Regions from separate parts of the Homo sapiens genome. Here region 2 is linked to region 1. A link is an interaction called in ENCODE POLR2A ChIA-PET data of the cell type or tissue named here. Cell type or tissue: MCF 10A. All regions are shown on one strand.

Region 1 (8,000 bases):
TGCTGGCCAGGCTGGTCTTGAACTCCTGATCTCAAGTGATCTGCCCACCTCAGCCTCCCAAATTGCTGGTATTACAGGTGTGAGCCACCACTCCTGGCCCCTGATAAGTATCTTACACTCCAAATTCCATCGCAGCGTCTGCTTTCAGAGCACCTACCCTATGATGACTTTGCAAAACCCTAAGCCTAGAGTATTTGGCTAAAGAGGATGTGGCCCCTTCCTGAAACTGACTTCAAGAGTAACTGAGATATCTGCAATGGCCCTGTCCTTACCCTCTGGTATCAGTGGCCTCAGCTTCAATTAGATTCCTTTTGGCATTTTGTTGTTGTTGTTGTTGTTGTTGTGTTGTTTTGTTTTTGAGATCAAGTCTCACTCTGTCACCCAGGCTGGAGTGCAGTGGCGTGACCTCGGCTCACTGCAACCTCTGCCTCCTGGGTTCAAGCGATTCTCTTGCCTCAGCCTCCTGAGTACCTGGGACTACAAGCGTGTGCGACCACACCCTGCTAATTTTTGTATTTTTAGTAGAGACAGGGTTACACTGTGTTGGCCAGCCTGGTCTCGAACTGCTGACCTCAGGTGATCCACTTGTCTTGGCCTCCCAAAGTGCTGGGATTACAGGCATGAGCCACCACACCCAGCCCAATTAGATTGCTTTTGATCCCCACATTTCTCCTTTGTTGGGGTGGAACTGCTCATGATTGCAACTGTCCTCTTTAATAGTGAGAATTTTGAGCGGGTCCCTTTTTGCATGGCCCCCCTTTTTCCTGCTATTCAGTGTGGAGTTGCTTTTGAGGAAACTGGATTTTATAAAAAAGAAGTGATGGGTTTAAATGATTATATTCTTCCTACAAAGTTATTTTGAAGCTCATTTCTTCAGAGACCTTCTCCTCCATGGCCTTACCCTCACTTAAGCACAGACAGCCTTCAATCTAAAACTCTTGCCCTAACCTTTCTCTTGAAAAGCAGTTTTCCTTGTTATTCAAGGTCCATCCAACTTTATCATCCTCTACATGAGTTTGCAAATTCTGTGTTCCAGCCAAGTTGATCTCTTTGATCTTTCAACTTAGGCCCTTTTCCAAAACCATGCCTGAACCTATGCCTCATGCTTCCTCTCTGCCTGAGTCTACTCCCCTAGCTTTTCATTCTCATTTCAAATCTCTCCTCTCCAAAGAGACTTTCTAGACTTCGCTGATCTTTTTGCCCCCTGCACACCTGTATTTAGGAGTCATGTGCTACCTTGAACCTTCTGTTACTCTCTTATATAAATGTCCCTTCCCCCCATCTCAACTATATACATACTCTTTGTATCTTCCAGAGTCTTACGCTCAATATATGTTTGTTGATTTTATTTTTCCTGACCCTGATTTCACCCAGAATGGCAGGCAGTTCCATTATCTCTTCCTATATACCAAGCCACCCACAGTCCTGTGGGTTGGCTGGGCTCAGTTGGGAAGTTCTCCCTTGGGGTCTGTCATGCAGTCGCAATGAAATGTCAACTGGGGCTTCAGTCCTCTGAAGACTTGGCGGGGCTGAATACCCATGGGTGCTCACTCTCATGATGTGCATTGAAGTTGGCTATTGGCTGGAAGCTCCGCTGGGTCTGTGCCTCACAGCACTCCCACTCAACCTCACCTTGCAGCTTTCACAGCCTGATATCTGGGCTCACAGAGGGAGCATTCCAAGGGCAAGGGATCCAAGATTCCCAGGCAGAAGCTGCAAGGCATATTGTGACCTGTCCTCAGAAGTCCCAGAGTGTCACTTCCAGCACATTCTCTTGGACAAAGCAAGTCAAGTGTTTCACTTGAAATTTTATAAAGTTTAGGAAGCAAGTAAGAAAGCATGCAGAGTCACTTGAAATAATTTTCATAGAGCTGTTCAGTTGAGATTGGTGTGTATTGCTGTGTGTATATATCTTATCTCTGAAAGTAAAAAAAAATTTTTTTAAGACTGTTATAATAGTTTTTTTCTTGCACATGATTTTTTCCTGATGTTTTAAATTTTAAAAAATTAAACAAAAAATTGTTTGCAGAATATGTCTTTTTGTTTGTTTTCATCTTCTCAGGAGCTATCACTGTGCCTGAGCTGGGTCTCAGGGAAGATTTGGGATAGGGGAGCTGATGTCAAGCAGCCCCTTGCATCCCTGCCTCTTTATGGAGCCTGATTCCCCTCCCTGTAGCCAGTTCACATGTTCCTTCATCAACAAAGGCTTCAAGAATGGCCACTGGTGTGTTCCACATATGGCTTTAACTGGCAAGGGTATCTGGATGGACAAAGTAGTCATGGGCCCTCTCCTTGGGGCCCTTGAGTCTGGCGAGGCCCTGTGCACTTCCCACTTTGCTGGCTAGAATTCCCCACCTGGAACTGGCAGTTAGCGGTTCTATATGTCTCCTGGGCCCCTTTAGAGTCCTATACACCTGTTTGGTAAGGTGAGTCAACTCTAGCCAGTCCATTTATGTGGATATTGTGATTTAACAGGTCTTTTTAACTTCTAGTTTAAAAGAAAGCATTTGAACAGTAGCCATCAAGATATAACACTGTCATGCCGGAGAATAATGCCAGTGATGTGACCGTTCAGCCCAGGGAAAGAAAGTCTTAGAAGCCACCAAGACAACGCTGCACCTGCAGGGGACCACTTGCTCTGTCCACCTTGGGTAGGTCTTGCTGCTCTGGTCTCCTCACTCTGCTGAGTCACATGGCTACTCCCATACTTAATCTCACTGCAAATATGGCCATGTGTCAAGAATAAAATAGACATGGCCCGGTGCAGTGACTCATGCCTGTAACCTCAGAACTTTCAGAGGCTGAGGTGGGAGGATTGCTTGAGCCCAGGAGTTTGAGACAAGCTTGGGCAAAGTGGTAAGACTCCAGCTCTACAGAAATAAGCAAATAGATCAATACAATACAATACAATACAATACAATACAATACAATACAATACAATACAATACAATACAATACACATGAGCACAACTAGGTTCCAGGCAATACAATATAGCACAAGGAATTGATCATTGGCCTCAGCAGTTGAGCCAAATGAATAGTTAGCAGCTGATTTTAGACATGTCCCATAGTGCTATGCACTTCACTTACTGTCAAAGGAAGACATGAATAAGATAGGAATTAAAATAGACTTTCAAATATTTCCTTGTAAGTGGCTTTAGTTCCCAGAGGAGATTATTCCATAACATCGTCTTTTCTCTTTCAACAAGAATTTCTTCACATTGGTTGCCAACACCCATTATGCTGCATAGAAGTATTAATCATCCATGTGGAATTTTATATTTTCAAAGCCTCTTAAAAAAATCAACCCTCTCCTCTGCCTTCCCCCACGGTGCTCACAGACCATGGCCCTGAGGGCATGCACAGACGAGTCTGTTTTTGTTTGTTACTGGCTTGCCAGGCCAGGTTGCTAAATGTACTTGATTCATCAAATACTTGTGAGCTCAGGGAAATCTAAACAAATTTATTTAATTCAGGCCCAGACACAGAGGTGGGTCAGTGTGTCCCCATTTATTGCATGGTGTGCTGAAGTCCCCAGAAGAGATCAAAAGCAGACACAGGGTGAGGCCACAACATGGCAGGCATTATGTCAGCGCTCTTGATCTCTAAGTCATTACTTAGGAATATATGCAACATAGTAATGATGGTTTCAGACACTCTCAATGCATAGTCTGACTCAACATCTCACTTTGATGGAAAGAACCTCAGTCGACAATGAATGGACAAGACCCGAACGTGTATGGTGTCATGAAACCAGGCATGTGGAAGCAGGTTTCCAAAACAGGTTGGAGACTGGCTCTTCCTAAAGTCTTGCCCATCTGTCAGTTGTATCATTGTCCACATGGTTACTCAGCCCTGAAGCCTCAGAGTCAATCTCTCTTTCTCCCACCTCATCTGCCCCCCTCTCCGTACCGCCATATTTAATACATCAGCTAAGCTTGTTGGTTCCAGGAACACAATACCTATATTCTCAAACCTACCATTTCTCTCTGTACACACCAGCCTCACTCCAGCCCAAGCCAACTCACTCTCCCACCTAAAGAACTGCAATGATCTCCTGGCTTACTAATACATTTAACCAAAGAAGAAAAAAAGAATTAAAAATGTCTACCAGACAAAAAAGACAATAGCAAAATCAACAACAATTATTAAACAGGAAAAATGTCACAACAGACATGCTCAAGGTTAGACTCCTTAGTATAAAAAAAGCTAATAAAGATGATTAGAAAAATTAATATTCAAAGAGAAAATGGGCCAATTTTGAATAGTTCATAATAAAGTATAAAGCATTTCATTGTTTTCTGTTTATTTGTTTGCTTTTTGAGACTGAGTCTCGCTCTGTCACCCAGGCTGGAGTGCAGTGGTGCAAGCTCAGCTCACTGCAACCTCCACCTCCTGGGTTCAAGCAATTCTCCTGCCTCAGCCTCCCGAGAGGCTGGGATTACAGGCTCCTGCCACCACACCTGGCTAATTTTTGTATTTTTAGTAGAGACGGGGTTTTGCCGTGTTGGCCAGGCTGATCTTGAACTCCTGACCTCAGGTGATCCACCTGCCTCGGCCTCCCAAAGTGCGGGGATTATAGGTGTGAGCCACTGTGCCCAGCCAAGCCTTTCTAAACAAATGAAAGGATACTCAGTCTCACTCTAATAACAAAAATACAAATTCAAAGTTGAATGAGATGCAGTTGACACTTAGAAAATTGGAAAAATTCAAAAAGTGTAAAAATGCCTGGATGGTGATGAGGGGGCCTGGTACCATTGGTTCATTCTCTTTGGAGGGCAATTTAAAAAGCACCAACCAAATTTTAACAGGCATATGCTCTTTGACTTGGCAGTTCTACATTTAGGAATGTGTCTTACAGATATATTTGCACATGAACATGAAGATGCAAATGCACGTTGCAGCAACAAAAGAAACCAGCCAAATGCCCATTGGTAGGGGCTGGGTAAGTTAATTCTGGTACGTCCATAGAGTAGACAATCCAACAGTGAAAAGAATGAAACAATATTACTTGGCATGGATAAGATAAATTTTCTAGAGGTATCATTAAATTATAAAAAGCAAGATGCAGAAGATACAAGATGCTATCGTATACAAATGTGGGTAGGGATGTACACACATACATTACATCTATCGCTTGCATATGCATAGATTGTTTCTGGGAAGATATGTAAGAAATTTAACAGTGGTTGTCTCTGGAAAGGTGATGTGAGAATTTGGAGTAAAGGAGAAGAAATCTACTTTTTCCTGTATTTCCTTTTATGATGTTTTAATTTGTACCATATTTAAGAATGACCTATTTTTACAAAACTGTTAAGACAAAGAGAAAAGAACTGGTAGGCCAGGCGCAGTGGCTGAACGCCTGTAATTCCAGCACCATGGGAGGCTGAGGCGGGTGGATCACTTGAGGTCAGGAGTTCAAGACCAGCCTGGCCAACATGGTGAAACCTTCTCTCTATTAAAAGTACAAAAATTAGTCAGGTGTAGTGGGGTGCACCTGTAATCCCAGCTACTCAGGAGGCTGAGGCAGGAGAATCACTTGAACCCAGGAAGCGGAGTTTGCAGTGAGCCAAGATCACACCACTGCACTCCAGCCTGGGCCAGAGAGTGGGACTCCATCTCAAAAAAGAAAAGAAAAGAAAGGAACTGATTATATGCAGTCATTTTAAAGGAAAATATTAGTAATACTTTTCTAGAAAATGTGAGGTTTTACTTAGATTGTAAAAATTCCACTTCTATTACATCTTTTCCTTTTCAGAATTATTGTGTATAAACTAATACTTCAAGTCTAGCCAACATGGAGAAACCCTGTCTCTACTAAAAATACCAAAATTAGCCGGGTGTGGTGGTGGGCACCTGTAATCCCAGCTACCCGGGAGACTGAAGCAAGAGAACTGCGTGAACCCGGGAGGTGGAGGTTGCAGTGAGCCAATATCACGTCACTGCACTCCAGCCTGGGCGACAGAGCGAGACTCCATCTCTTACTAAACAAATACATATATACCAATACTGCAGACAAAATAATAGCTAACATTTGGTGGGTGTTTATTCTGAATAAACACTGTGCAAAGTGCTTCAAAATAACAGTACTAGCCCAGGCACAGTGGCTGATGCCTGTAATTTCAGTACCTTGGGAGGCTGAGGCAAGAGGATCACTTGAGCCCAAGAGTTTGAAGCCAACCTGGGTAACATAGTGAGACCTTGTCTCTTAAAAAAAATTCAAAATTAGCCAGTCATGGTGGTACACGTCTATAGTCTTAGCTACTCAGGAGGCTGAAGCAGGCAGGTTGCTCCAGCCCAGGAATTCAGGTTGCAGTGAGTTATTATCGAGCTACTGCACTCCAGCTTGGGCAACAGAGCGAGAGAGACCTTGTTTCTAAATAATAATAATAGTAATAACAACAGTACTGCCCTCATCTCTTCATTAAAGATGAAGAAACGAAAGGTCAGAATTTAATGGGCTTACCTTAAGGCCACACAGCTAGTAAGTTATAGAGCCAGGATGCACATCTAAGCACTCTGACATCAGAGCCCACATGCTTACCCACCGTATGGGTTATTTATGGTGTTATTAATGAGTCATTTGTTTCTTGCAAAACAATACTTAAGGGCATATAATTTCCAATTCAAAACAGGTACGTAGCAGAAATAGAATCTAACCTTAACTATAGAAAATAAAAGTGCAAATGTTGTAAAATCCATAAGTCCCATATATAAAGTTGTAATAATATTTCTGATTTTATGGCCAATGATTCAGAGAAATTAAAAAATTATTTTAAGATATTTAGGCCAAGCATCGTGGCTCACGCCTGTAATTCCAGCACTTTGGGAGGCCAAGGTGGATGGACACCTGAGGTCAGGAGTTTGAGACCAGCCTGGCCAACATGGTGAAACCCCGTCTCTACTAAAAATACAAAAATTAGCTGGGTGTGGTAGCATATGCCTGTAGTCTCAGCTACTCGGAAGGCTGAATCAGGAGAATCACTTGAACCCAGAAGGCAGAGATTGCAGTGAGCCGAGATCGTGTCACCGCACTCCAGCCTGGGTGACAGAACGAGACTCCATCTCAAAAAAAACCAAAAATTATTTTAAGATATTTGAATAACAATTGGCAACTATGACTACTGTGTTATATACAGTGCATGCTATTTTTTGTGTTTATATTCTTGATCTTCATGAAATATTAATACATAAAATGTCTCAGGTTGCTGTTATGGGTTGAATTGTGCCCTCCCATTCATATGTTGAACCCCCAATACCTCAGAATGTCACCTTATTTGTAAATACTCTTTACAGAGGCAAATTAAAGTGAGGTCATTAGAGTGGGCCCTAATCCACTATGACTGGTGTCCTTATAAAAAGGAGACATTTGGACACAGAGACAGACATGCATAGAGGGAAGACGATGTGAAGAGACATAGAGAGAAGATGGCCAAGGGGAGAGAGACCTGGAACAGATTTTCCCCTCCCAGCCCTAGCCAATACCTGCCCCCGCACCTGTGACTGTGGCCTTATTTGGAACCAGGGTCTTTGCAGATGTCATCAAGCTAAGATGAGGTCATACTTATTAGAGTTAGGGTGGGCCATGAATCCAAGATGGCAGGTGTCCTTATGAAAAGAGGGATCAGGACACAGGAAGAATACCATGGGAAGACAGACGCAGAGGCGGGAGGGACGCGTCTAGAAGCCAAGGAACAGAAGGACTGATGGCAACACCAGAAGCAAGAGAAAGGCCTGGAACGGCTTCTCCCCTCGAGCCTTCAGAGGGAGCCTGGCCTGCCGTACACCTTCCTGCGGGACTCCAAGCCTGTAGAACTGGGAGAGAATACATTTCTGTGGTTTGAAACCACCCAGTATGTGCAGTGGATTCCCTAGAATTTGATTGGCGTGGGAGTGACTTGCTAAGGGGGTGCCCACTATTGAAGCCACCAAGGGACTAGGGAGGTGGACAGAGCAGCCGCGGGAGCCTCAAAAGGGGCGAGCTAGGCCAAGTCCCACAG
Region 2 (8,000 bases), 260 kb after region 1:
TCATATAGTAATTATTGTCATTTTTTGAGTTTCAAGAAAATTTCATTCTTACTAATTTTTTCAAAAACCAGTCACCTTTAGTTGGATAGATTTCAATATTTTCCTTCGCTCAACTACCATGCAACTCTTAATAACCATGAGGTGGGTCTGCGTGTACTTAGGAAAGTGAATACACTATATTATTAAGGAAGAAAAAATATATCTGTATTACTATATTTTTTGAAAGAAAATATATATTTCTTTTGTATGTAAATGAAGAAATGGATAAGCAAGTAGCTATCTAGATGGAAAGATAGGCATAAAAATAGCTATTTAGGATATATGCCAAATAATCATGGTTATCTCTGAGGGATGGGTTGATGGGTGATATTTCACCTTCCACTTTATAACATTCTGTCATTTTTATATGAACTTTTAAAAAACTAACACTTTTATATTCAGACAAAACAAACAATGAAGTTTTTTATATGTGATGGAGGTTGGAGCCCTGTCTCAGAAGTTACTTCCTAGGCTGGTTAGCTTGAGACTTCCCCACAGTGGCGGCTCCTCAGGGGCAGCCCCAGTGCATGGTCCTGTCTTCAGTGGAGGCTGGGGAGTGGGGCTTCACATGGTCACTAATTTGAAAGTGATGGGAGCAGAAAGCCTGTGGCCAGGCAGAAAGGAGCCCAGGGAAAACCAAGTGTGAGTTCTCTTCTGCACACCACTTCTTCATGCATGTGCTCAGCAGGAGGGCATTGGTGTGAAGGGTGTGCTCCAGGTGGCCAGTTAGAGACCCAGAAACCTGAAAACAGGGATCCGATGGTGACAGCATAGAAGACACAGCAGGATAAGTGAGGCCACGCTCCTCAATAAGTATTCAAAGAAACTTTGGTGCCCACTCCCCGTATTCTTCACAACAGAGTTAGGGGACGTGGAGGATTCCTTTTTCATTTTTTAAAAATCTTTGCATTGCTATTTTTCTTTCCTCTGTATATTTTACAGGAAATAATCTCATGTCAGTGGCCTGGGCACCGGCTTGGATCCAAAGCTATTGTTTCTACCCCCATGATTGTCTCAAAATGTTATTTAATAATGCATGAAAAAAATTTCTTCACGCTGTCTCAGTCTTAACAAAACAGCTGCCAAAGCTCATAAGCCACTTTCCTTTTTCCCTTGCAATAATTACCCAGGGATATGTTCCAAGATTTAGTAAGAAAGCGATTCTGTCCGATAGATGATATTGCTAACATTTTATAAGAAGAGAGACTTGGTACTTTGTATTTGATTTGTTCATGGTGGTATCTCATGGATAAGATGGTATCTCATCTTTTCCAACTTCTGCAGGAAATGCGAAGACATGAAGGCAAAGTATAAAAATAGAACGTTTTCTTTAAAACGTAGACCTTTTTAATGGTACTACGTTGGATAGTTTAGGTAATAATACTACTAAAGTTTTTGCGTATGCAGCTTAATGTGTCTGTGTTTATTTGTACACTCATCTTCTTTGCATCCAGGTTTTACAGTCTTACCCCGATTTCGCTCTGGTTACACTGCACTCAAGCCAAGTAGGGCTGCTTGACTTTCTCTAAACCCACTGGGGACTTCCCTCTGCCATGCTTTTCTCTCTGCCCAAATTGTGTCCCCTTCCTGCCTCATCAAGCAGCACATAAATCACAAACACATGCAGCATACACACTTCCCCTTTTCCTTTGTCTTTCTCAGGGAACTCTACTCATCTTTCAAAGCCCAGTCTGTGGCTCACTTCTGTGCTGGGAGTCCTGGAGGCGGTTACTTGGCTTCTCTGCCTGAGCCGCCTCCTCTTTTTAAGGGTGGATAATAACAGCCCCTGCCCCCTAAAACCGTGGTGGGGAATAAATGCAAAAGGCATTAAGGTGATTTCTCCCACCATGAATACTGATCTCATCCCGTGTTCCCTCTCGATAGATCTAGATACTCTGCCTTCTGGTAGAGGTTTGTACATACTCTGTGAAAGTGATTGCCCTCATATGCCGTAAGTAGCTTACAGTGTCTACTGGACTTTTGGCTTCTTGAGGAAAGAAATTATGTCTTGTTTGCATTCCTCCATGGTCCTGAGTACATACATTGCAGCATATCCTAAGCACTTGATAAATGCTTATTGAATTTTCTTCTTAGACATAAACTCAGTGGTTTTTGTTGAAACAAAAATATCTCAAATTTCTTTCAATCATATATAGTTGTTTTTTTTTAAGTGACACCAAAGCTTTTAGGGAATATTTCCTTTCACAAAACACAGTTAGAAGATTAAACTCACCACCAATAGCAGTCCAAACATACCTGTATTGCCAGCTAATCATTTTAACGAGCCAATACAGGAAGTCAGGAAGGGAAGACCGGCTGCAGAAACACTTAGATAAGGACCCCAAATCTGTTGGCATGGGAGGACTGCTAGTTGATGATACCATTCCCATTTCCTCTGTGGGAATTGTTGAGTCAGCAGAAATGGATGGGCAGTGGGAAGGGAAAATTTTCCTAAGAGAGAGTTTGAGCCTCACTTCTACATTCACACAGAGACAGGAGCAGTTCCCAGAGGCCAGGCATCCTGCAAGTGTCTGTATTGCATGCTTACTTAATTCGTGTAATTTTAAGATGAGTTTTCATGTTCAAGGATTATTTTATAAATTTTGCATAGAATATAGGTACTCTTTAGCAAAACAAAGCAAAAAAACCAAAACTATTCTCAGTCATGAAAGAATTCAGTTTGTGTAACACGCACACAACCACCACTTTGGAAGTGCATAAAAAGGCAGTAAAATCTTTATTGCCTGTGAGTGTTTGATGTCTAATAAACCAGATTCAACATAAACCATAAACTTTTGAAATGGGTTTGAGATTGGGTTTTTAAAAACTTAAAGCTGGCAAAAAAAAAAACAACTTTTAAAAGCCCATGTGCTACATAATATGGAACTAAACTCAGAAATGTGCTTGGAAACACATGGAAAGAACGTCTTTACAGAAGCAGCAACTAGAAGTAAAATCTCTCAGCAGAGGGAGGAAATAGAATAAGAAATAACTATAGTTAGGCACAGAAGGACACAATACACTATAGGAAGATTTCCAGTGAAGATCATTTAATTAAAATATGTTGCTTAGAAACGTATTTTAATTGTGTTCCACCTCTCTCAAAAATTTATATGTGGAGGATGTTGGAGTGATCTTAAAAATGGTGATGAAGATGCCTGTTCATTCATAGGTGGAAATAATTAGGAGGGGGTGAAATCCATTACCCTTGCATACTTACTTATATTTAAAAGTATAATTTGTAATAAACAGAGTATTTCTAACTCAAAGCAGATACAACTTCATAGGTGTCTCTACAATTTTGTGGAGTGCAGTGTCTTGTGATATGTTGTGGTGTTGAATTCCTCCACTGAAGAGGTGAGCAAGGCACCGTATGTCAAGAAAATTGATACCTTCATAAAACCCCCTGTCTGAAGGTTGATGCCCCTGAAGAGTTCTATGTGAAGCTGAGAGAGGCTCCACAAGCTATCATCGTAGGAGTGCCCAGAGCTTGGGAGATGCTGGGTCAAAAGCTCTCAGGAAATGACTGACCCTTGAGGGGAGGCTGCTGCCCCTCCTCCCACCAACAGGAAAGGATCTTGTGTGTGTGAAGCAGCTCACACCGCAGGCACAGGGGCAAACTGTAGGGGAGTGCTTGGCTGTACCTGGAGAGCTCTTGGCCAGACATCTTTTCAACGGAAGGCGGAACATGTGAAAAATCATTGACTTGCCTTCCTGACCATTACCTCTTTCAGGAACTGTTCATTTAAACTCAGATGTAAACAGAAGACAAGTGGAAATGAGAGGGAGGGACCCTGAGAGAAAGAGATTTAGCAGCTTAGAGCTGGCGATGGGCCACGATGGATCTTCTCAACATCGTCTCTAGTCTTAAGGATGCAGGAATTTAGAAATTTTAGGGAAGTCCTAATTCAGGTGACAAATATTCCAAGATGTACTGAGGAGTGACACGTGAGGCTGCTTAATAGTCAGCAGTCATGTCCAAAGAATCTGCAAAATTGTAGGTAGGAACTTTTCAAAAATGGGAACAAAACCAAATGCTGAATCTGCCAGTCCCTGTGCTTTGGTGATCTTTGGCAATGTTCTAAAGGAGATCTGAAACAGGTGGCGTAGGAAGGACTGTGAGGCGGCATTGTGTTTCCTAAGACTAAGTCATATCGTGTTGAACTAGTCATCCTAACTGCATTTCTTCTCTCTTTGTAACTGCGCCGCTAAGCTTGTGTAGTAGAGGAGTGCAAAGGCTTCAGCAGAATGTATTTACCACGTGTGGGTGCTGTGGTAGCCTGTGAATGAGTCAAAGAAGCGCTGCACACGTGAGTGGGCAGTTGTTCAACTGCTGGAAAAACCAGATGCTAGGGAGGGTGATGAATGAGCTAGTGTCAGTCTGGAAATGGGCCTCCAGAGACTTGGGAAGGAGCCTGTTCTTGGCAATATACTGTGCAGTATCTTTATCAATGACTTTTATGAGACTATAACATGCTGATTAAATATTTTTATGACATAAAGCTATTAGGAATATCTAATGCAGTAGGTGGTAAAATCTGGATCTAGGAGGACTTTGATAAACTAGAAATAGCTCAAACACAATACGATGAAATTTCAGCAAGACAAAAATTAAATTCTCTTCTGAGGTCCAAAAATATAATTATATAAATAAAGGACAAAGAAATAAGCATGTGAAAAAAGATGTAGGAATTTTAGGTGACTGTAAATTTCCTGTGAGTCACTAGGATGGTATGGCTACCTAAAAGTAATAGCTTTGAGGCTGTGTTAATAGACAGGTATATTGTTGAAAACCAGACAGAGGCTGTGCACCCAGCTGTGCACCCACACTGGCCAGATGTATGCAGTTCCAGGCTCTGTAATATAAATGGCAGGTTCTTCTGGGAGAGAATGACATTGGGGCAGGTGCAAAAGTGCTGAGAATAGAGGGCTTCAGAATGTGTAGTATAGGTGGTTGAAAGATAGAGGAACATCGCTAGACCCCTTGGTGAGTAGAAGTTTCAGGGAGGTGAATTTCACTATGCTATGAGCAAGAGCAGACTAGTGTCAAAACCGCTGAATCAGAAGTCTCATTGTCACTAGGAAGGGTGAGGCAGTAGCAGCACTTGTCAGGAGTGTCACAGGGGATTCCTATATTGGATTGAGTCAGAACAAATATTAATACAACAATTTCAGTGAGCTTCGACTCTGAACCCAGCATTGTGCTGGACACTGGAGCCTAAGATGATTTCTAGTTCCTGATGGTGATGATTGTATGTTTTATTTTATTTTTTATTTCAATAGGTTTTTGGAGAACAGGTGGTGTTTGCTTACATGAATAAGTTCTTTAGTGGTGATTTCTGTGATTTTGGTGCACCCATCACCCGAGCAGTGTACACTGTACCCAATGTGTAGTCTTTTTTCCCTCACCCCACTCCCACCCTTTCCCACAAGTCGCCAAAGTTCATTGTATCATTCTACTGCCTTTGCATCCTCATAGCTTAGCTCCCCCAAATGGTGATGATTCTAAATGAGCCAAATATTTATGGTGAGGCTGGAGTGATTCAGGAACACTTGAGCTGTAACTGTTTTGCTGATATTCTTTATCTAGACCTGTACTGTGTAGTGCGCAGCCACTAGCCATGTGTGGCTGTCCTGTGAAATACAGGACGTCTGAATTGAGATGTGCTTTAAGTATAAAACCAGTAATACATATCTGGTTTTAAAGACTTAGAGTACACATTTTTTATACTGATTAAATACTGACATGGTAATATTTTGGACCTATTGGGTTGAGTGAAGTATATTATTAAAATTAATGTTACCAGTTCCTGTTTGCTGTTTTTCATGAGGCTACTAGAATGTTTAAAATTGTCTTTATGGCTTGCTTTATATTTCTCTTGGAAGTGCTGCTCTAGAGTGTCGGTTTTAGAGTTAACTTACGAATGTTTAATTTTTCTCTTCTTTTGTTTGCAGACCTGAGAAGATGGCTAAGCTCCCAGTGATTTTAGGCAATCTAGACATTACAATTGATAATGTTTCCTCAGACTTCCCTAGTAAGTGTCAGTTCTACATAATAGACAGAATTTTTATTAGTTTGGGTTTTACTTCAGTTTGAGTTATTTTGAATATCTTTGCAGATTATGTTAATTCATCATACATTCCCACAAAACAATTTGAAACCTGCAGTAAAACTCCCATCACGTTTGAAGTGGAGGAATTTGTGCCCTGCATACCAAAACACACTCAGCCTTACACCATCTACACCAATCACCTTTACGTTTATCCTAAGTACTTGAAATACGACAGTCAGAAGTCTTTTGCCAAGGTGAGTGTGAAGATGGAGGTTTCATTCTTGATGTCAAACCCTCCCTTTAGATTCAGCGTCCCATGTTCTTTTATAAATACTTACATAGTCTGACTTTCTGTTGTTTTTTCTTATTCTGTTTTGTTTATTGCTGCAGGCTAGAAATATTGCGATTTGCATTGAATTCAAAGATTCAGATGAGGAAGACTCTCAGCCCCTTAAGGTTTGTTTTTTTTTAATATATGTTCACCTACGAATTCTGATTTTTCCATTTTCAAAATGCACTTTCATGATACCGTACAACTACAACAGTTTAGCACATTTTAATTGACACAAATCAAAAATATATAATGTTACAATGTATAAACATATATACTCAATCTTATCGAATATGGAATATTTAGGTTCTGGCTCCTAATTGACTGTTTTTTATTCTTTTTAAGGATCAGAGTTTCTTATACACACTCAATTCAGCAAACACTTACTGTTCACCTATGAGCCAAGTGCTCATACTGTGGGTGCTAAGAATTAGGATATGAATAATGTTGATCATAGAAATAATAATAACTGATCAACAATTGATAATTTTATTAAATGTTTACTACAGTATAGTAATAATAATAGCAGTAGATTATAGGTAACTTTTATTGAAAGCTGTTTGTACTCCAGGCACTGCTCTAGTGTGTGTTTAACTCTTTTGGTTCTCAGTAGTCTTTTGAGTTAAGTATTATTATTATCCTTTTTTTTTTTTTTTTTTTTTTTTTTGAGATGGAGTCTCGCTCTGTCGCCCAGGCTGGAGTGCAGTGGTGTGATCTCGGCTCACTGCAAGCACTGCCTCCCAGGTTCATGCCATTCTCCTGCCTCAGCCTCCCGAGTAGCTGGGACTACAGGAGCCTGCCACCACACCCCGCTAATTTTTTGTATTTTTAGTAGAGACGGGGTTTCACCATGTTAGCCAGGATGGTCTCGATCTCCTGACCGTGTGATCTGCCCACCTTGGCCTCCCAAAATGCTGGGATTACAGGCGTGAGCCACCCCACCCGGCCTATTATCCATATGTTTTAGGTGAGGGGAGTAGTGCAGAATTTTTTGCCTAAGGTAAAACATTAGTGGAACCAAGATTCAAACCCGGGCAGTCTAGCTCCATAACCCAAATTGTTTTACTGTGACTATGTTAAAGTGACTTCCTAAGAGGAGAAGGAGACAAAGATGCAAAAAAAAAAAAAAAAAAAAAAAATATATATATATATATATAAAATATAGTATCTGTCCTCAAGAAATTCAGTCAAGTGGGAAAAACAGTCGTGGAGAAAAAGATCTTGGTGGACAGATGGTATGAAATGAAGTTTTGGACAAAACTGAAAATTAATACAGAAAAATGCTGAGGGGACACATGGAAGGAGTTGACAATTTCTTGAAGAATGCTTGAGCGTTTTCTTGATGCATGCAGAAGCGAAGGTTATTTGGACAGAAGAATTGCATAAGAAAAGGCATGGAAATGTGAAAGGGAACAGTGAGCAAGGCATCATCCAGGGCTGTGACCTGGAAGGGCAGGAAGGGGAGCAGGCAGATGGGCTTCAAGGCAAGCTGGAAGGTGGGCAGGACCCAGCAGTCCGGGGCTCACAGGCCTGGGGCCCATCAGAGGTGGCGATGCTAAGTCTATGCCGTAGGAATG

Evidence for each region. Peaks named below come from ENCODE experiments on the same cell type or tissue, not always from the same donor. Only the 100,000 strongest peaks of a DNase experiment are listed, where the experiment ranks them.
Region 2: POLR2A ChIA-PET joins it to region 1 with 6 read pairs; 1 of 35 experiments calls an interaction of 5 or more read pairs at or near these places.

Annotation. Positions count from the first base shown.
Region 1 is chr13:99,146,456-99,154,455 of GRCh38, reverse strand. No RefSeq gene overlaps it. Among named protein-coding and RNA genes, the nearest start is that of UBAC2-AS1, 50 kb to the left of the region's middle. RefSeq lists a cis regulatory region at 2,334, an enhancer at 2,250-2,419 and silencers at 2,726-2,795, 2,806-2,855. In MCF 10A, no CTCF peak of the experiment used is centred here; DNase peaks (open chromatin) are centred at 2,755, 3,355 and 3,715.
Region 2 is chr13:98,886,706-98,894,705 of GRCh38, reverse strand. DOCK9 (dedicator of cytokinesis 9) reads left to right here. Exons shown (of 53, transcript NM_001366683.2): 16 at 5,995-6,074; 17 at 6,159-6,346; 18 at 6,483-6,548. Among named protein-coding and RNA genes, the nearest start is that of DOCK9-AS1, 59 kb to the right of the region's middle. In MCF 10A, no CTCF peak of the experiment used is centred here; a DNase peak (open chromatin) is centred at 4,315.